Linked DNA regions of Homo sapiens: region 1 is linked to region 2. Evidence: read pairs that join two places in POLR2A ChIA-PET (ENCODE). Cell type or tissue: A673. All regions are shown on one strand. Links, peaks and the distances in the headings refer to the core of each region. The heading gives the core; the rest is flanking DNA.

What was found. Peaks named below come from ENCODE experiments on the same cell type or tissue, not always from the same donor. Only the 100,000 strongest peaks of a DNase experiment are listed, where the experiment ranks them.
Region 1: POLR2A ChIA-PET joins it to region 2 with 5 read pairs; 2 of 35 experiments call an interaction of 5 or more read pairs at or near these places.

Annotation. Positions count from the first base shown.
Region 1 is chr13:77,000,560-77,004,559 of GRCh38, reverse strand. CLN5 (CLN5 lysosomal BMP synthase) reads right to left here. Exons shown (of 4, transcript NM_006493.4): 4 at 1-4,000. The coding sequence ends at 3,591. Among named protein-coding and RNA genes, the nearest start is that of CLN5, 10 kb to the right of the region's middle. In A673, for the core only: a CTCF peak has its summit at 1,758 (motif pointing right); a DNase peak (open chromatin) is centred at 1,769; H3K27ac peaks cover 644 bases.
Region 2 is chr13:76,327,397-76,345,012 of GRCh38, reverse strand. No RefSeq gene overlaps it. Among named protein-coding and RNA genes, the nearest start is that of LINC00561, 400 kb to the right of the region's middle. In A673, for the core only: no CTCF peak of the experiment used is centred there; no DNase peak of the experiment used is centred there.

The sequences.
Region 1 (4,000 bases), core at 1-4,000, 670 kb before region 2:
TTGCTGACACCCAACTTTAAAAAGGGCACAAAGCCTTTTACTCCGAAAGTGAAGTAAGAGCTTATCCTTAGAATAATCAGTCCAATAAAAGGATAAATAATCCTAACTTGTTTTAAGTAGGAGACAAAATTTTGAAAGGAAGGTTTGAAGAGCAGGAAACCACTTGGATAATAAAGGGTAAATATGACGAAGATGCTGGAAACACTTTGGCCAGCCTGTTTGCCTTTGTGAACAGGGAAAAAGCATGTGTGTAGTTTTGGAACATCACTCTTTGTATAGCCTGCCAACTATTTAAAAAATAAAACATCTTACAGGAACTATAATTCCAGGTAATTCATTAAGTGCCACCACAGCAGACCATAAAACTGGATAAGACTTCCTAAGACTTGATTTTTTTCTCCAATTTTTAAGGAGCCACCAATATTGAGGGTTCCAAATAAAGTTAGTAGGTTTCTTCACTGTGTTTTCCTCTACATGCAACAATATATTAGATGACACTTTGTGGGTATACTTACTTAACTAATTTTGTGCCAGATTAATGAGGAGATATATTCACTCTAAAGCCCTAGTCAGACTAAAAATGTATAAATTTTATACATCTACAACATTTTTTTGAGACGGAGTCTCACTCTGTTGCCAGGCTGGAGTGCAGTGGTGCGATCTTGGCTCGTGGGAACCTCCACCTCCTGGATTCAAGTGATTCTCCTGCCTCAGCCTCCCAAGTAGCTGGGACTACAGGCATGCTCCACCACAACCAGCTAATTTTTGTATTTTCAGTAGAGACGGGGTTTCACCATGTTGGCCAGGCTGGTCTCGAACTCCTGACCTCAAGTGATCCGTCCACCTTGGCCTCCCAAAGTATGTGTTAGGATTACAGGCATAAGCCACCGCACCCAGCCTACATCTATAACAATAGCAAAATAGAAACTGCATTTAAGTTGTACTTAAGTTATAATTAAAGTAAATCACATTAAGTCATATTGCTCAAAGGGCAGCAAAACTTAATTGGCAGATTTCTGCGTGGCTATGTTTTGGTTTCTCAACTACTATTTTGAAAGCATGTTCTTGAATCATCTTCACCTGAAAGCTCTACATCTTGTAAGTAGAGCTGACAGGTTTAATTCTTAAGAAATACTTTTGTAAATGTTAATGCTGTCTGTGCTGTAGTTACCTGACTTTATGATGCTTTCTGTCTTCATTTAATTAAGATTCTTAGGAACAATGAAAAATCTTGAATGCTTTTTTTTTGAGACGGAGTCTCGCTCTGTCGCCCAGGCTGGAGTGCAGTGGCGCCATCTCAGCTCACTGCAACCTCTGCCTCCTGGGTTCAAGTGATTCTCCTGCCTTAGCCTCACGTGTAGCTGGGATTACAGGCATGGACCACCACCCCTAGCTTTTTTTTTTTTTTTTTAATTTTAGGAGAAACGGGGTTTCACCACATTGGCCAGGCTGGTCTTGAACTCCCGACCTTCAGTGATCCTTCCACCACCTCAGTTTCGCAAAGTGATAGGATTACAGGCGTAAGCCACTGTGCCTACTCAAAAATCTTGAATGCTTTTTTCACATAACTATTAGAATCTTGTTTAAAAGTTCCAGGTACAGATATCCTCATTTGTTTTCCCTGCATAACCAAGTTCTTTGATTTGCAGTTGACCAAAACTTGGTACAAGAATCTTTGTCTCTTCAAGGCAGTTCTGGAAATCCAAAATCCTGTAGTTTTTCCAGAGCAATTTCCTGAGTTTGGTAGAAGTTCGTGTTGCCTGAGTTTAGCCACTAGATGGTGATAATGCACAGATCCAAGTTTTCTTGTAACATTGTGAAAACAATTAGCAGGTTAAAGAGGCAGTATTAATTTGGAATATTTAGGCATTATTATAAGGAGTCGACAGGCTAAAGGAGGCGTGAAAGAAAGTTCTCCCTCTGTATTTGAGGAAGATATCTGGTGACTGGGTTATTTTCAGACTGTTGTGGGACTACAGTTGAAAAAAAAAAACCCAGCAAAAATGAATTCCTAGACAAAATAAGACCAAAGACACATAAAATACAAGCTCCAATTTTTTTAATTAGACCCAACAGAAACAAAAACACTCCAATAAATTGTTTATAAAAGCTTCCTGTCAGTATCTGTACTTATTTCCTCACAGACCAGTAACATCTGGTTGGCAGGCACTGGTCTGAGGACCACACTTCGGTGCTAAAAGCCTGTACTATAGTGCATCCAATTCAGTCAGCAGAACCGGGGTTCAAGACCTGACTTCATTACTACTAGCTGGATAGCCAGAGAAAGATCACTTAGCCTTTCTAAGGTCCACTTTACTCATTTGGATCAGGTTAATTATATCTATGATTAAGCTTTCTGTGAGAGCTCAATAATAATGTACTAACCTCTCAGGAAGTACTTGAAAGTTGAAACTGAATCACATAATTGGTACATTTACATATTAAACGTGAATTGTTTTATCTGATATCTACTCCATCTTCTTACTGAATGGTGTTTTCTCCTTGAATAGAAACGTGTTCAGTTGATCATCAAATACTTAAAGGACCTTGAAAGCTTGTCTGGCTCTAATTAAAGCACAGCTACTTGGTGATCTTAACAGAAACCTGTCCTCTCTCGGAGAAGTGCAACCTCTTCCACTGCGCTGACAGCTTTGTGGGAAGAGGGAGAACTACAGGAAACAATGAAGAAGTCAGAAGGTGCCTGTTTACCCAAACGTGTCTGCAGCCATGTTCCTGCATACCCCGGTTAGAAGAACCGCTGAAGCACTATGCTATCAGCTTAAAATCTAGGTGACTACAAAACCCTGGAAAGTTTGGCACATAAACTACATTAGGCAAGATCAAGGATGACATTTGTTCTTTGATTAATCATTATCACTGCCATTCAATGTGACCTGCCAAACATACACAACTTACATCTTTACAGCAATCCTAAATCCTAAGATTTAGTGATGTTAGTATGCTTAAAGAACACAAGCCAGTTACTAGCTAGTTCCAAAATCTCAGCCAGAAATATGTGTTAACACTGGATTTGCCACATCTAGAAGCACAATCACTCCAGTTATGGTGTCTAAACGAATGTCTAAAGTTAGGTGAATGGAATGTAATCAGACTATACTAAACTTGGTTCCAAAAGTTATAGAAGTTGTAAAGTTAGTCTAAACTAAAGCACTTAAGTGAAAAAGTGTAACTGCCATATCAGAAAGAAGAGCTCCCACCATGAAAATGTCACTGAATGTATTTTTTATTTTTGAAGGTATTTTTAAAATCTGGGCACACCATATCTATCTGTAGGACCCTGGGTCCAAAGGTCCTACATAACTGATATGAACCATAATTCTCCATATTAACAAAGGCTCGGAAATTGAAACCAAGATCACCTAACTCGCTCACTTTGGCCAATATAGTACGAATTTCAGCTTCTTTACAAGAGAAGAGTCCTGAGATGTTAATATGCAGCAATTCTGCTGATGTGCATTTTAACTTTATGCACCAAGGAAGAAAGGCTAAGGAATTCACAAAAGTAAAATCACCCCCTGAAAAACAGATGCTGGTGATTGGAGAAAAAAGAGCAGTAGAATTAAGGTGTTTTATAAACCAGAGAGTGTTTTGTTTCTGATAGGTAAAGGGATTTCTTCATATGTTATTTTAATAAAAGGGAATTTCATAGGTAAAAACCAATATTCAAAATTATAAAACAAATAGAACTGTTTGTGCACAATCACTGCATCAAAAATTTGCAAGAGACTCAACAGAAATTCTTTAGTTGGCAAATGTGGTTTGAAGGGGTAATAAAATCTTTTTATGGCTAAACCAAGAGTCTTGTTTCCTGTTGGCCCAAAAACAGATGTTTCATTTCCCAGATAAGTAGGTTCTCCACTGTAAAGAAATATTCTTGTATAGTTGGTTTCTATGTTCTTGAACTCTGCTCCAAATTCAGCCAACTTGTTAAAGGTCCTTAACACAAATTTGGAACAGTCGTAGGAATCAAACCATGTCT
Region 2 (17,616 bases), core at 11,835-15,834:
TTACCATTATGTAATGGCCTTGTCTCTTTTGATCTTTGTTGGTTTATAGTCTGTTTTTTCAGAGACTAGGATTGCAACCCCTGCTTTTTTTTGTTTTCCATTTGCTTGGTAGATCTTCCTCCATCCCTTTATTTTGAGCCTGTGTGTATCTCTGCATGTGAGATGGGTCTCCTGAATACAGCACACTGATGGATCTTGACTTTTTATCAAATTTGCCAGTCTGTGTCTTTTAATTGGAGTATTTAGCCCATTTACACTTAAGGTTAATATGTTATGTATGAAATTGATCCTGTCATTATGATGTTAGCTGGTTATTTTGCTCGTTAGTTGATGCAGTTTCTTCCTAGCCTCGATGGTCTTTACAATTTAGCACATTTTTTCAGTGGCTGGTACCGGTTGTTCCTTTCCATGTTTAGTGCTTCCTTCAGGAGCTCTTGTAAGGCAGGCCTGGTGGTGACAAAATCTCTCAGCATTTGTCTGTCTGCAAAGGATGTTATTTCTCCTTCACTTATGAAGCTTAGTTTGGCTGGATATGAAATTCTGTGTTGAAAATTCTTGTCTTTCTTTTTTTGTGGGGGAGAGGGTACGGAGTCTCACTCTGTCACCCAGGCTGGAGTGTGGTGGCGCAATCTCGGCTCACTGCAAGCTCTGCCTTCTGGGTTCATGCCATTCTCCTGCCTCAGCCTCCCGAGTAGCTGGGACTACAGGTGCCCACCACCACGCCCAGCTAATTGTTTGTATTTTTAGTAGAGACGGGGTTTCACCGTGTTAGCCAGGATGGTCTCGCTCTCCTGACCTCGTAATCCACCTGCCTCGGCCTCCCAAAGTGCTGGGATTACAGGCGTGAGCCACTGCACCCGGCCGAAAATTCTTGTCTTTAAGAATGTTGAATATTGGCCCCCACACTCTTCTGGCTTGTAGAGTTTCTGCTGAAAGATCTGCTGTTAGTCTGATGAGCTTCCCTTTGTGGGTAACCTGACCTTTCTCTCTGGCTGCCCTTAACATTTTTTCCTTCATTTCAACTTTGGTGAATCTGACACTTATGTGTCTCGGAGTTGCTCTTCTCGAGGAGTATCTTTGTGGTGTTCTCTGTATTTCCTGAATTTGCATGTTGGCCTGCCTTGCTAGGTTGGGGAAGTTCTCCTGGATAATATCCTGCAGAGTGTTTTCCAACTTGGTTCCATTCTCCCCGTCACTTGCAGATACATCAATCAGACGTAGATTTGATCTTTTCACATAGTCCCATATTTCTTGGAGGCTTTGTTCATTTCTTTTTACTCTTTTTTCTCTAAACTTCTCTTCTCACTTCATTTAATTCATTTGATCTTCAATCACTGATACTCTTTCTTCCACTTGATCAAATCAGCTACTGAAGCTTGTGCATGCATCACGTAGTTCTAGTGCCATGGTTTTCAGCTCCATCAGGTCATTTAAGGACTTCTCTACACTGTTTATTCTAGTTAGCCATTCATCTAATCTTTTTTCAAGGTTTTTAGCTTCTTTGCAATGGGTTTGAACATCCTCCTTTAGCTTGGAGAAGTTTGTTATTACTGATCGTCTGAAGCCTTCTTCTCTCAACTCATCAAAGTCATTCTCCACCCAGCTTTGTTCCATTGCTGGTGAGGAGCTGCGTTCCTTTGGAGGAGAAGAGGCATGCTCTGATTTTTAGAATTTTCAGCTTTTCTGCTCTGGTCTCTCCCCATCTTTGTGGTTTTATCTACCTTTGGTCTTTGATGATAGTGATGTACAGATGGGGTTTTGGTGTGGATGTCCTTTTTGTTAGTTTTCCTTCTAACAGTCAGGACCCTCAGCTGCAGGTCTGTTGGAGTTTGCTGGAGGTCTACTCCAGACCCTCTTTGCCTGGGTATCACCAGCGGAGGCTGCAGAACAGCAAATATTGCAGAATGGCAAATGTTGCTGCCTGATCCTTCCTCTGGAAGCTTTGTCTCAGAGGGGCACCAGGCCGTATGAGGTGTCAGATGGCCCCTACTGGGAGGTGTCTCCCAGTTAGGCTACTCGGGGTTCAGAGACCCACCTGAGGAGGCAGTCTGTGTGTTCTCAGATCTCAAACTCCCTGTTGGGAGAACCACTACTCTTTTCAAAGCTGTCAGACAGGGATGTTTAAGTCTGCAGAAGTTTCTGCTGCCTTTTGTTCAGCTATGCCCTACTCCCAGAGGTGGAGTCTACACAGGCAAGCAGGCCTCCTTGAGCTGTGGTGGGCTCCACCCAGTTCGAGCTTCCGGGCTGCTTTGTTTACCTACTCAAGCCTCAGCAATGGCGGATGCCCCTCCTCCAGTCTTGCTGCCACCTTGCAGTTTTATCTTAGACTGCTGTGGTAGCAGTGAGCAAGGCTCTGTGAGCATGGGACCCTCAGAGCCAGGCACAGGATATAATCTCCTCGTGTGCCGCTTGCTAAGGCCATTGGAAAAGTGCAGTATTAGGGTGGGGGTGTCCCAATTTTCCAGGTACCGTCTGTCACGGCCTCCCTTGGCTAGGAAAGGGAATCCCCTGACCCCTTGCACTTCCCAGTTGAGGTGATGCACCACCCTGCTCCGTGGGCTGCACCCACTGTCCGACAAGCCCCAGTGAGATGAACCTGGTACCTCAGTTGTAGATGCAGAAATCATCTGTCTTCTGTGTCGCTCACGCTGGGAGCTGTAGACTGGAGCTCTTCCTATTCGGCCATCTTGTAACCTCCCTGAGAATATCTTTTAGGACAAAATCACCTCATAGGAAGCTTGAATCTATTCACTTAGATAACAGACTTTAAGAATTGTCAAACACAGGAAGCGGTAATGCCAAAATATTTTCATCTCATGTAACAGAGGCTTCTCCTAAATCTGTAACATTCTCACTTCTCAGAGACACTACATAGAAACTCAATTGAAAAGTTCCACTAGTTTACCTTCCTAGAATACTGGCCCTTAATATCAGCTGCTATAATAACTTTTGATTAAATATATGAGAGTGTGTGTATATGTGTGTGTTTGTGCAAGTGAATGTAGGCATATGTGTATAAACAGGATAAAAATTTTAATAACTAAGGCTATTAAAATTGGACCTCTTTTTAATTGGTCATTTGTCTGAAAACTTTCATAGTAGTATTTACCAATGCAGGAAATAAAAACTATAATTTATTAAAAAGAACCCTAGAATGTAAGGTTTGGTAAGGATTATCAACATAACCTGGCCCAACCTTCCATATAGTCATTGAAACTCTCCCACCATATAACATACCTAGTGTAGGTTTATAAGCACTTTTTTTAAAAATGAAAATTAAATGTTTATAAGAAAAGACAGGATAAATACAAAAATATCAAATTTTGTGTAATTTAGGATGCTTGAAATTTTTTATGTATTTTTTAAAGTTAACTTTGAAATTAGAGAATCAAATACAAAGAGTGAGAAATTAAAAAATGCCTTTTCTTGTGTCTTTCTGTGGCTTCTTTACCATAGCTCAAAATCTAACCTCTGGGTTACATAAATCTAATTCTTCTACACTGCATGCCTTTAAATCCGTGAATTAGTCCCTCATTTGCCACTAGAGTCTTTTCTTTGACTAGATAAATAGGATCTATCTCTCTCTTGATATTCATATTCAGTATATGAAAATGGCTATCACATGTTTCATGGTGTATTGAGGGTGGGAGTAAGTCATATCTCACTTGGGGCCTTGATCTTCCAGAATTTATTGCTATGGTTTAATGTGAATTTCACTAATCCTTGATTAATGCCTTTTCCCATATCTTTTATGTATGTTTTCCTTAAAACCCAAGTACTCTATTCTTTTTTCATATGAGATAATTTCTTGGCTCTCCTTGTCAATCATTTCTACTAATTTTTTTTCACTTTGTTTCCTAATATACAATGCCCAGAGGTAAATACTTTGTTTTAGTGGAATACATATGGGCTTTGGTTTGGTAAAGCTGAACAGTGCAAATTTTATCAGTGGTGATTCCCAGTGAGGGAATTTGGTCCGTAAATATCAAGAGCTGTTGCCAATTGCAGGTTAGGGCTTTCAGACCTTGTGGAGGGTGGGGTGGGGGTGCATGATTGAAACTACAGCAAGTGTTGATCAACTCTGTGTTCTTTACAGTTTATCTCCTATTCCTATCTTGGATGACAGTTGTCCCTTTTCAATATTTATTCTTTTTAGTATAAAGATTATTCTTCTTGAAATATATAAAGTGGTTTTGTTTGTTATCCATCATCATTATATAATTTGTCCCTTATTTGGACTGCTTGGTCCAAATAAAAATTTGTAAAGCTCGATTAGGCATTTAGGTTTTACTACAAGACTTGAATAGATCCATTAACTCAATCAATCAGTACTTAGTGAACAGTACTTACTGTTTGTGAGATATTACTTTATGCAGAAGTAGATCTAGGTTTTGAAGTCTTGAAGCTTATACAACTGAGAGGGGAGGTTGTTTAACAACAAGAATACAAAATTAGGTACAAAAAATACTTGTTTAGAATAAGAGAATAAAAATACAAATTTGAAAACAAATCAGAATAAAACAACATTTTCATTAAATAATTGCATAACACATTCCTAAAACATTTTTTCCTGTGTATTTCGGCTGCAGATCCTTTAATTGTATCTTAAATAGCAAATGGCAGTAATTTTATAACTTTATGTAGAAAAATATATTCTTCCTTCTAACATGTTTTATCAAAATAGGTTTTAACTATTATTGACCGAATACATAAAACATGAAACCTTACAAATACATTAACTTATATATAAACACTTAACATATATAAACACTATAGATATTATAGATAGCTACATATTCAATTAATCTGCCTCTAGTATTAAGTGCTAAGATACAAGAAAAACAATATAGAAACAGCGACTGCTTTTCTGGAGTTTGCATTCTGAGGAAAGAAAGAAAATACATAAAGAAACAAATTTAAGACTCTACACTATGATTTTATCTTTTTCATCCCTAGTTTTCAACATGAGGTCTTTGAGAGACCTTTTTACAGGGTCCAAGAAGTCATATCTATTTTCATAATGATACTAAGATATTTGCCTTTTGTACTGTGTAAACATTTGTGCTAATGGAACAAATCAATGCTGGGTAAAACTTCCAATACCTTAGTAGTAATCAAGGCTGTACCCAATGCTAGCTGTTGTATCCCTCACCATCTGCACTCACAGTAAAAGAAGGAAGTGAAACTGGATTTCAGTTAAGAATGTCCTTGATGAGATAGTAAATATCATTGATTTAATTAGATCTCAACACTTATATACACACTATTTTTTTTTTTTTTTTTTGAGACGGGGTTTAGCTCTTGTTGCCCAGGCTGGAGTGCAATGGCATGATCTTGGCTCACCGCAACCTCCACCTCCTGAGTTCAAGTGATTCTCCTGCCTCAGCCTCCCAAGTAGCTGGGATTACAGGCATGCACCACCACGCCTGGCTAATTTTGTATTTTTAGTAGAGACGGGGTTTCTCTATGTTGGTATACACACATTTTTAACAATCCATGTGATAAAATGAAAAGTATGTGCAAAGTGATTCTGTTGCATAGTCAAGAATGATGAGCTTTGGGAAAATCATTCGTGCATTTGTTTAAGTTGTGAGTTGAACTGACTAGTTTCAAAAAAGTTTTTTTGCATTTAAGAGCAACTGAAAAGCTATTGTCTTGGTTTATCTGCCATACCTATTTATAATTTTTTAAAATGAACATGTTACTTGAATAAAACAACTCACATAATTTGTTGCCAATAATAAAATGTGAGGTTTCAGGAAAAAAAATAGCTTCAGGAAAAAAACTTTTATCTTGCCACCATGAACTGGAATGCTTCCCAGTACTTGACTCTTCTGATGAGATTGGTAGTAATAATAACAAATATGATTATTTCATATTGTAAAATGAAAACTATAAACTAACTTATTCCAAATGATCAAATGCATAACATTGCAAAATCATGCCAGAATAAAAGATTTATTCCAAGTGCAAGAGTGATCAATTAAATTTAATGTATCAGAGTATGTAAAGTTCATTGACATCATTTCAGATTCCGTATTTCAATTAGCCTTTAAGAGGCTACCACTTGTCAAGTTTTGTTGTAGTATCAAGAAAAATAAATTATAATTATCTGAAAAAGTTATTAAAATATTCCTTCTTTTTCCATCTACATATCTGAAAAAACACATTTTCTTCAAATACTTTGAAATGAGAAATTGAATGCAGAGATAGATATGAGAATGCAATGACCTTCTCTTAAGCCAGACATGTAGACATTTTTTAAATGAAAAATAATGCCTCTCTCTATGCTAAATTTTATTTTTAAAATATAATTATGCTCATTAAATGTTATTTATGTGGATATATAATAGCTTATTTTATTTTACAATAAATTAATAAGCATGTAAAGTTTTTATTTTTAATTTCTGTATGTTAAATATCAATATCATAATGCACAAAAACAAAAACTCTTTGGAGTTCTCAGTAATTTTTAAGAATATGAAGGATTTCTGAGCTAAAACATTTTTGAGTAGCAGTAGTTTATATGCATCCTTCTTTTTGTGCCCTCATTTAAAAAAAACTTTTATGCTTGCTTTCTTGAAAACTGAACTTTCAAATATTTGCCTCCTGTTTCCCTTTTATTATTTTCATAGAGCATCCAGTCTAGTATGCTATTATTAAACTGTATTGTTGTCACCTGTTTTCATATCTGTATGCTTCACCAGATGATAATGATTAATGTTTTCTTATATGAAGGTAATAGGTTTTCTCTTCTCTGAATTTCTCCAATAATAGCTTGCTACAGTCTCCCTGTGTGTGTCTGACTACTCAGTTATTTTAAGATTTTTTTTCCACTATGGCATCATGAATTTGAAGTGGTGCATCAAAGAATTTGAAAGACTGGAGGCCCTCGTCTTCATTTTCGTTTGTCTCTTCTGTAATATTTCCTTGTTGTATTTTTGTCTGTTTTTCTTATCCCTATCTTAGGATGGAAGTGAGGCTGAGAAAGAGGTTGGACCACCTAAACAATATATATATTTTTAATTCTGAGAAGGTTTCTACTTCTCCAGCTAATTATTCGCTTCTGTTGGATGGTTGATTGCTGAGATAGTTTGAATTATTTTTCAACAAATATTCACATTCCTCCCCTATTACTGAAGGCAGAATATATTTCCCTAACCCTTTGATATTTAAGACCAATACCCATTGACCAAGTCTGTTGGCTTTGGTCAAACATATTGGCAGATGTTATACACTTAGTGGATTTAGATTGATTGCATGGTAAAGTTTGACTCTTTCATGTTGGTAATATACTTTGTGAAAAATAGACCGCAGGCTGAACAACCTGCAAGCCAAATCCCAGAGCCAAGTCTAGCTAAGCTGCAGCCCTAAATAGAACTGCCTGAGTGAGCCCAGCCTTAATCAGCAGAGCACAGACTCTGTAAGTTAAGAAGAATTTAACTTTCCTCTCAGCTTCTCTAAACTTTAAATAGGCTTTTTCTGGGTTCTGACCTCCCTTCCCTTAAAGAACTTATTTTACAAAATTTGTCATTGTAAATTCTTTCTCTGCCCCTTCGAAATGTAAATTGTTTTAAAAAGCCTCATGAATGTCTTTCTCAAGGACCTGGGAACCTGTCTTTGAAATGTAATCATCAAGGAAGATAGCACCCCTTACCCCTATCTCCCAGTTTCTATGGCAGGATAGGAGCCTAACTTCAGCAGGTACTTTGCTCCAAGCTGCAAAACTACCTCCTGCCTTGAAGGAAGTTTAGGTTTCCTTTGGGTAAGCCAATTAGTAAGCATATTTAGACTACTATCTACTCCTCAACCCCCCAAAATATCCTTGCTTTAAAAATTCTCCAGCTCTTTGTTTGAGTGGAGTTGGGTTCAAACTGAGTATTAATCATTCTTGTGTTGCAATAGTCTTGGAGAATCTTCCTTGCCTGTTTTACTTTGCCAAGTGCAAGTTTTGTTTTGACAGAATAAATGTTTGTGTCATAGGATAGTGAGTTTTGGGAAGGTTTGTTATGCAGCATTATTACTGGAATAGGTGACTATGAAATTTGGTTGATTAGTTGATTCATTTATGCCTACATCCTGCATTATTTAAGATGATTTTAAAATAAAATTTTAAAAAAACTAGGAAAGAATGATATGGACAGGAAAATAAGAGTTGAGAGGTAAAGTCAAAGAAAGGAACCTAATGCAAAAAATCCAAGAAGAATTATTATAGTTAAGCATTAAATTTAGGTCAGAATTCACTTTCCTGGCAGTGATGGCTTAAAGAAAAAATAAATCCTATAATAATCATTATGTATAATTGGAAGAATGCTGGTATGTTAAAAGAAAAATATGTTTCCTTGTATTTAACAACAGGTAAACCTTTATAATAGGGTCAGTGAGCAATATTTTCAGCAATTTAGCCAAACATGCAAAAGTAATAGTGTGGCTTTCTTTTAGTACTCCTTGATAAAAATCAAGAACGTTTTGTTATATGAGGATTCTATTAACGCATGTCTGTAGAAATAAAAAACAATGAAGTTTAGACACCTAAATTTCTGCTGTTTTTAGGTAATACAGAAAAAACTAGGAAAATTCAAAAGTTACACTCTTTCCCCAGGGAAGTGGTTTTACATGTCTTCTATAGTAATGGGTATCCTTTGTTGAGCATTCTGTGTGTGCCTGGCACTGTAATGGTATTCAATACATATCGTCTCCAGTCTACTTGCAAGACTATTATAATCCCCACTTAAAATACAGGGAAACTTGGTCAAGGTTTATCTGACCCTGAAGGACATCTATGTTCACTATACTAAACTGCTTTTTAGAGATTTATCATTGCTAAGAAATTTTTAAATCATAAAAATTGCAATTATCTCATTAGAAGTTATTATTGAAATTACTTCAGGGTTCCACTAATACCAAAATTTATTGCATATGGTCTGCAGTTCCCATGTCAGGCTGAGTGCACTAGACTCATTTGTGAGGTTATTAAAAATATATGACCTAATCTGAGAGTCTGACCCCAAAATCTTTGAAGGGCTGAGAATTTATTTATTTTTTTACTAACTCCATTGCCTCTATCTAACTCAGAATCAGGCTTAAAAATCATTAAAATTTGTCTTTTGAATAAAAATTATTTCAGCTGGGATTTTAATCAGAATAGAATAGTAAAGATTTTGAGTATACATTGATAAAAAAAAATGCCTGGTTTAGGTATTTTGTTTAATACATTGAAAGGAGAGCCTTGTATCTTATAAACCAGCTAAACAGAAGTCAAAGTTCACACTTTATTATTTAAATGAATAGTTCTGTCTGGGAAGACAGAGGTAATTTATAAAAAATGTCAACCAGCAAGCAAAGCCAAAACATTCAACTCTGGTTTCTCTCAAAAGTTTGAAATCAACTTGGTTATAGTTCTGAAATTCATTACCCCAGAGAAAGGAAGAAATGGACTTGATCTGGTGGATGTGGATGTTTATGGTTGGAATTTTCAAGCATCCTCCTCATGGTAAGAGAACCCAATCCAAGACTGTGTGACACTTGAGGTGAGTGGGGCTGCCTCCTGATGGGCAGGTTGACTTACTGACTGGGGATGATGAAGTTTTGTTCATCTAGATAATGAAGACTGCATATAGGCATTACAAGAATGAGAATGGCTGCTTTTTTGTCTTTATTAGCCGAACAGATTCAGCTGCTTCTGCTACTGCAACAAGATAGCAAGACCATTTCCCTTTTTTTTTTTTTTTTTGACGGAGTCTTGCTCTATCGCCCAGGTTGGAGTGCAGTGGCATGATCTAGGCTCACTGCAACCTCCACCTCCTGGGTTTAAGCAATTCCCCTGCCTCATCCTCCCGAGTAGCTGGGATTATAGGTGCCCGCCACCATGCCTGGCTAAGTTTTGCGTTTTTAGTAGAGCCAGGTTTCACCATGTTGTCCAGGGTGGTCTTGAACTCCTGGCCTCAAGTGATCCACCCACCTAGGCCTCCCAAGGTGCTGGGATTACAGGCATGAGCCACCATGCCCAGCCCATTTACATTTTTGGTGCAAACGATTGTTACCATTACCCCAAGGGAGAGGCAAGAATATCTGGTGTCCAAGTAGGCATAAAATCCGTAGATATATGGCTCTACATGGAATAATGGAAGTAAACAGAAACTCTGGAGAGCAAGGCTTCACACAAGATTAGAGGTTATAAGCCTAGTGCTCCTTTAGAAGAACTGGGGGTTTGGGGGCAGGGGGCGGGCAGGGAAACAGACCTGAATCACAGATTGTACGTTAGTGCTTTGTGAATATTTTCCACTGTATGTGTCTTTTACATCAACAAGTTATTACCCAAAACCTTTTCTTAAGCCACGTGTTGTTTTTATTCAGATAAATTATTCAAGATACATTGTATTTTTAGGAGAGTGGACAGCTTGAGGAATATGTAAGCCTCTCTTTTGGCTCCTCTGTCTTACAGCCTGTTGCTCTAAAGTCTCTTTTACCACATACAACACTCAGAAGACTGTTGTGGACAGCACGTTTAAAAATAATATTACGTAATATTTATAGAGCATTTCTATGTGTCAGACAATTACAGGCATTATTTATGTTCATGGCAATCCTGCAGGAGTATGTAAAGCCTTTTAAAAATACATCTAAAGAAAAATTAAATACCTCTTGTGTACCTGGCAATACATGCTTTATAAATTGTGCTTTGGGTGAAAATTGCTATGACAAGTTAAAATTTATTCACCAGTCCAAAACAGTTGAAGTTGAAAATGAGAATTCTACATATGGCACAAACAGAAAGCAATTTTTAAAAAAACAAACAAACATAATTGTATCCGTTCACTAGGGCTACCATAACAAAGTACTACAAAATCAGCGGCTTAAACAAAAGAAATGTATTGTCTCACACTTCCGTAGACTAGAAGTTTGAAATCACGGTGTTGACAGGGTTGACTCCCTCTGAGGGCTGTGAGGGAAGTCTCTTCCAGACTTCTTTTCTCCATGGCTTCAGGGCCATCTTCTTCCTGTGTCCTCACATCATCTTCGTCTACACAGCGTCTTCGTGTGCAAATTTTCCCTTTTTGTAAAGACACCAGTCATTTTGGATTAACCTTCCGCCCAGTGACCTTATTTTAACTTGATTACCTCTGTAAAGACTTCATCTCTAAAGTCACATTCCGAGCTACAGGGGTTTCAGTTTTGGGTTTTTCTTTCTTTTTGGTTGGGGGAGAACGGGACACAGTTCAACTTACAATAATAACAAATAGAACTAATTATATACCTTTAATTTTTGCCCCCCAAAATTAATTTAAGCCTATGTAACACTGGGGGCTTATTCCTATACTTTTTCCAGTATCCCCTGCAGTCACAGCACTCCACAAAAGTTAGATAATAACAGTAAGTATTGGCCTAGTAAAAGAGATTATGTATAGTGAGGATGCAGTTATTTGGGCATCAACGTTTTTAATAGCTAAAAAATTGTTTAAAACAAACAATTTATTCTTCAAAATAACTTCAATATATTTGTTGAGAAGCTATATTCTAAGTGCAAAGCTTTTGTCATTGTATAATCACTTCATTTGAAAAGTTAAAAATACTCACCAGAGACTGATAATCTCCCTCATAGACTTCCTCAGAGTCAATGTAGAGAGAAAAAAAAAAACTCTATGAGGAGTGTATGATAAGAGAAAGTACTAAGTCGAATTATACCTACTCCATAGCACATGGCTGGTTCTGAGCCTGGTGCGTCATGATACAGAGTAACTAAGGGGCAGCCTCTCTTGTCAGGTCCCACCATGAACTCAGCAGTTTGATTAGCCCTCCTATCCTGTCTGCCTACCCATCGTTTTAGCTCCTTCAAGTCTTCTCCCACAAGAACCACTCTTTCAGGCACATGGCAATGGCATTACTGCAATTCTACTGCTTCTACTAACCAGGGCCTCTGGGAATATCAGGGCTCCATCCTTTATATTTTGGTAATAAAAATAATAACACAAAGAATGAACCCTACTATAAACTATGGAATTTATTTAATAATAATAATGCACCAATATTGACTCATCATTTGTAACAAATGTAGCACACAAGATGCTAATAATAAGGGAAACTGGGGTGGGGGGTTGTATAAGGAAACTATTTGTACTTTCTGCTCATAGTTCCTTAAAACTAAAATTACTCAAAACATAAAGTCTGTTAGTTAAAAAAACACTAAAGAAAGTTATGCTCTGCCTCAAAATTATGTGTCATGTTTCAAGATCTCTGAAAATACTCCTAATGCTAGAGTCCGTTTTATCTTTTGCTATTTCCACCACAGGATTTCAGATTAATGGAAAGAAGGAAGAAAGGAAGGAAGGGAGGAAGGGAGGTTGGGAAAGAAAGAGTGAAGGAAGAGAGAGAGGGAGGAGAGGAGGAGAGAAGAAGGGATAGGAGGGGAAAAAAGGATTAAGGTAGCACTTAGGAGCTCTTCTACAGATTTTGTTTTTCATATGTATCTGAGTGAAGCAATGTCTGTTTGCAGTATCACTCTTGGAGTGGGTAAAACATTTCATTATGAAATAGAAAGGAAAACACTAAGACATTTCTAGAGGTAGTTGTCAAGAGCAGTTTGTTTGAAATCTAATAAGAAGCATATTAAAAGTAATTATTTTAAGCATCTGGAGTTAAGACAGGCAAGTGGTTGAGATTATTATTTCTTTTCTCCAAACTCATAACTATACCAAAAATGGTTGGAGGCAATGTGACTATCTGGATCTTATGGCACTTCTTTGAGATCTTCTTTCTTCTCTCCCTCTCTCTCTCTCACACACACACACACACATACACACACACTTTTATTTTTTTTCTTGGCACTTCCCCTCCATGAACCAATGTTTAAAGAAGGCATTCTAAAGAGACTCCCAGCTGTGGGTTTCAGACTTTATTTTTATGTTGGCTTAGATCCAGGAAATGCAATGCTTTGGCTCACAGTTATGAGAATCATACCTAGTGGTAAAACATAATTCAAAATGCTTTAAATTGTTTTGAGTTCTTTGGATTGTAAACTTTCTCGTTGCTCCCTAAGAGAACTATACATCTAGCTAACTACTACTAATCACTACACAGGCAACAAACATGAAAACATTTGTGTAACACAAATGTGCATCTTGACTCATTTCATAAGATTGTACATTCTTTAGTATTTTCAGATACCTATAAAGATAAAGAAAAAAACATTTATGCTAAAAAGATTTTTTAAAATATATTTTTAAATTTTCAGTCAGTTTGTATGTAAGTAATATAAAAAGATTTCATGATAGATAATCCTAGAGTGCATGGCACAGCAGTCTCTTCTTTTCATTTTACATCAATCTGGATATCTGAATGACGGAAGAGTAAAAAGTATGGCTTTACTTGTAAATTTTAATGATAAAATATCTATTTGAAAAGGAAAGAACTTTGGAAATATGCGTAGCTTGCAACATGAGACTTTCTTTCCTAGTGGCAAGCAAATCAGAAATAATTTCAAAAACTACCCTGGATCTAGGTAGTATCTTGACTACACGCACACATACGCACACACACACACTCACAATCCTAAGAGAACAGGAAGATTCTGTAATGCAGATCACCATTCAGTTGTAGATTCACACATATTGAGTGTATATGGAGTCAGAATCTACAAGGAAGAACACCAAATTTAGATGGAAGCTACTAGGCCACTTGATTGGATATTTACACATTCAAGGCTTAGGTTTTTATTTTATTTCATTAATTTGGCCTATCACCTAAATGCTTACATCATTCAATCTTTAAACAGTGTTGAAATTTAAATTTTGACTTCCCCCAGCATTCTTTGAAAACGACATATAGTGAAGCCTTTAGAAGTCACTTAAGGATCCAATAACCTTGCAAACTTGTAGTGGCTACATAGGCAGCTCCTCTTAGGGGATTGCACTCTGGTCATAGGATGACAACTTCACAGAGGAAAATTGCTGCAAAGGAGAGGCTCATTTTCCTTTCCCACTGCCTGTGATTACTATGCCTGGAGAATCATTTATAAAACTCATATGTGCAAAGTCTATGGGTGATTTATGAATCTGGGGCTGTTGTGCAGCGCCCAGAAATTCATCATTCCTGGATTCATGTTAGCAAGAATGAATTCCAGCCAATGTTCAAAGTCAGAATGCGGCATCCTCCAAGTGGCCTGAGAAGGTTCTGGCCCTCTGGCTGCCATCATCTCTTCACTTTTTATCATAGTCTAATCACACATTCTCTTTTTTCTTCCCTTAGGATTGAAAGAAAATGTACTCCGTAGAATAATAATAATAAAAAAAAAATCTTAGCCACCAGGTTCTGCTTTTCCACCTCTTCATTTTTTGCTCATATTTGCATTCCTCTTCCACTGTCTCTTTATCTTTATATCTTCTATTCTCTGTTTTTATAATTACTTACTTCCTTAGTTCTCTCTAGATTCCTCCAGATACCCTTGTTTCTATTTCCTTAGAATTCTGAGTCTTACCCTGCTTTATATGTTCTCTTAATTTCTGTCTTCATAGATTTCTCATCTTTCATTTATTTCCATAATTCTCATTCTTTCCTGTTTACATTCTTTCAAATACTTGCCCTTTCTTTTTCCCTGTTTTATTTCTCCCATCTGTTTTATATTTCCAAAGAAAACCCAGTCTTTCTAGCAACTGACTGTGATCCTGGAGATTTTTGAAATAATTCAGAATGTTTTTACCTAATTCTTCTTCCTTGGCAGATACACCAAATAGGATATTCAGTTCGGCCTTTTAGTCCAGGGAATTGGAATGTACACTTTCTTTAATAAATTTACATATTGAATGTAAGAGGTCTCAGCAAATTTATAGAATATAAAATAAATACTAACTGTATAAATTATTTAAAAACCATGAAGCAAAATCTAAATATTCAGTGAAGGTAAGAATGGGCTTGAATATGGAGAAAACCATGCCAGAATTCTAAATATGCACCTAACTCAGGAAAAACAGGTTTTAAGTGAGGACACTATAAAGACTCCTTTTCTCTTATCTCCTTTGTTTCACCAATAGAACGTCAATGAGCTGTGTGTGTATGTGTGTGTGTGTGTGTGTGTTAGTGCATGTGTGTATGTTTTCAGGGATGGGGTGGGGTACAGAAAGTACCTGATTCTTTTGGATCTATGTCCTAAAACAAAAATTTGTTCCTTGAAATTGAACTCTTAGCATTTCAGTCCACATTTGTGCACAAAATAGCATAGCAACCCTGTTCTGAAACCCAAGCTTAAGATCTGTTGAGCACTTATTTAGGGAAGAAGTTGATGCTCTTCTTCAACTTCTTTGTGAAGGATTGATGAAGTTGATGTAGGATTAGGGGAAGTTCTGTGAAAGAATGCTGTGGAAATGGAAAACTGCTTCTCCATTCAGGATATTTTAACTCTGGCACTGAATTTACTTAGGTCATTCAAAAACTCAGAAACCTTTCTCCTTGGAAGGCAGCTTAGCAAACATGCCCACTACAGAGTCACATCATCTTCACATTCCCAAACATAAGTGGATTTTCTAACTCTTCCTTCAAGCCATATCTAGGACTCCTTCTGAGAGTTTTTGGCAAATTACCATTTCTCTCTGTGATAGGCATAATAATGGCCCTTCCAATGTGTCTACATCCTAATTCCTGGAACCTGTGAATACGTTCTCTTACATGGCAAAGGAGAATTTAGGTAGCAGATGGAATTTTTTGTTGCTAATCAGCTGATCTTAAAATGGGGAGATTATCCTGCATTATGGCTTATCTATGTAGGCCTAGTATAGTCACGAGAATCCTTGAAAGTGGAAGAGGGTGGCAGAAGAGGAAGTGAGATGATGTAATGCAATATGAGAAGGACCCAAGTGGCCATTGCTGACTTCTATGCATTACATGTGTCCCCAAAAAGAAATGTTCAAGTCCTCATCTCCGGTACCTCTGGATAAAGCCTTGTTGAAAATAGGCCCTTTTAAAAGGTAATGAAGTTAAAATTAGGTTACTAGGGTGGGTCTTCCTCTAACATGACTGGTGTCCATAGAAAAAGGGGAAACTGGGACACAAAGAGACATGCACAGAGGGAGGACGATGTGGAGAGACACAGGGAGAACACCACGTGAAGATGGAGAATTGGAGTGATGCATCTGAAAGCCAGAGAATACCAAAGATACCTGCAAACTCCCAGAAGCTAGGAGAGAGGCATGAATAGATTCCCCCTCTCAGCCCTCAGAAAGAGCCAACCCTGCCAACACCTTGATGTCAGACCTCTGGCCTACAGGAGTATCAGACCATAAATTCCTGTTATTTTCAGCCATCCATTCTGTGGTCCTTTGTTACAGCAGCTCTAGGAAATGAGTGCGTGGCTTTCCAGATGGAACAAACCACAAATGAATGTGAGCAGCCTCCAGAAGCTGGAAAAGGAAAGAAAATGGATTCTTCCCTGTAGTCTGCAGAAAGAAATGCAGCATTTCTGACACTTTGATTTTTGCCTGATGTTATGGACTAAATATTTGTGTCCCTCTTAAATTTAACATGTTGACGTCCTAACTATTAATGTGACTGTATTTGGAAATAGGACCTGTTAGTAGGTAATAAAGGTTAAATGAGCTGACAAGCATGGGGCTCTAATTCTATAGGGCTAGTGACTTTATAAGAGGAGAAAGAGACACCAGAGCATTCTCTCTCTCTCTCTACCATGTGAGGACACAATGAGAAGATGGCCATCTGCAAGCCAAGTAGAGAGCCCTCACCTGAAACTGAACTGACCACAACTTTGCTTTTGGACTTTCCAGCCTCTAGAATTGTAAGAAAAATAAATTCCTGTTTAAACTGCATGGTCTGTGGTATTTTATTATGACATCTCTAGTAGACTAAGACACCTAGTGAGACCCACATTGAACTTCTGACCTCCAAAACCATAAGATAATATATTTGTGTTGCTTAAGCACTAAATTTGTAATAATTTGTTACAGCAGCAATGGGAAGCTAATACATTCTCCATCATTAAATCATTAGATTTCCGGTGATGTCTTAGCAATGATATAGATTGTTGCCATGACATAGTATTTCTTTCTTTCTTTCTTTCTTTTTTTATTTTATTTATTTATTTTTTTTTTTTTTTGAGATGGAGTTTTGCTCTTTGTTGCCCAGGGTGGAGTGCAATGGCACGATCTCAGCTCACTGCAACCTCCGCCTCCCGGGTTCAAGTGATTCTCCTGCCTCAGCCTCCGAAGGAGCTGGGATTACAGGCATGTGCCACCATGCCTGGCTAATTTTGTATTTTTAGTAGAGACAGGTTTTCGCCATGTTGGTCAGGCTGGTCTCGAACTCCTGACTTCAGCTGATCCACCTGCCTCGGCCTCCCAAAGTGCTGGGATTACAGGCATGAGCCAATGCACCCGGCCGGCATACTATTTCTTAATTCATCTTTTACTTATCTTAACCTAAAGCACACTCTAACTGGAGCATTCATGTAGACCTCAGATAAGAAATGCAGCAAGAGGAGTGATACAAGGTCAACAATTACAAACAGTACTATTCAGTTAAAGGAATAGCACTGCACAAACATTATTGCCTTCATTGTGCAGGTTTTGGCTTTACTCATCTCACTAAAAAAAAAAAAACTTTTAAAAAGCAAAT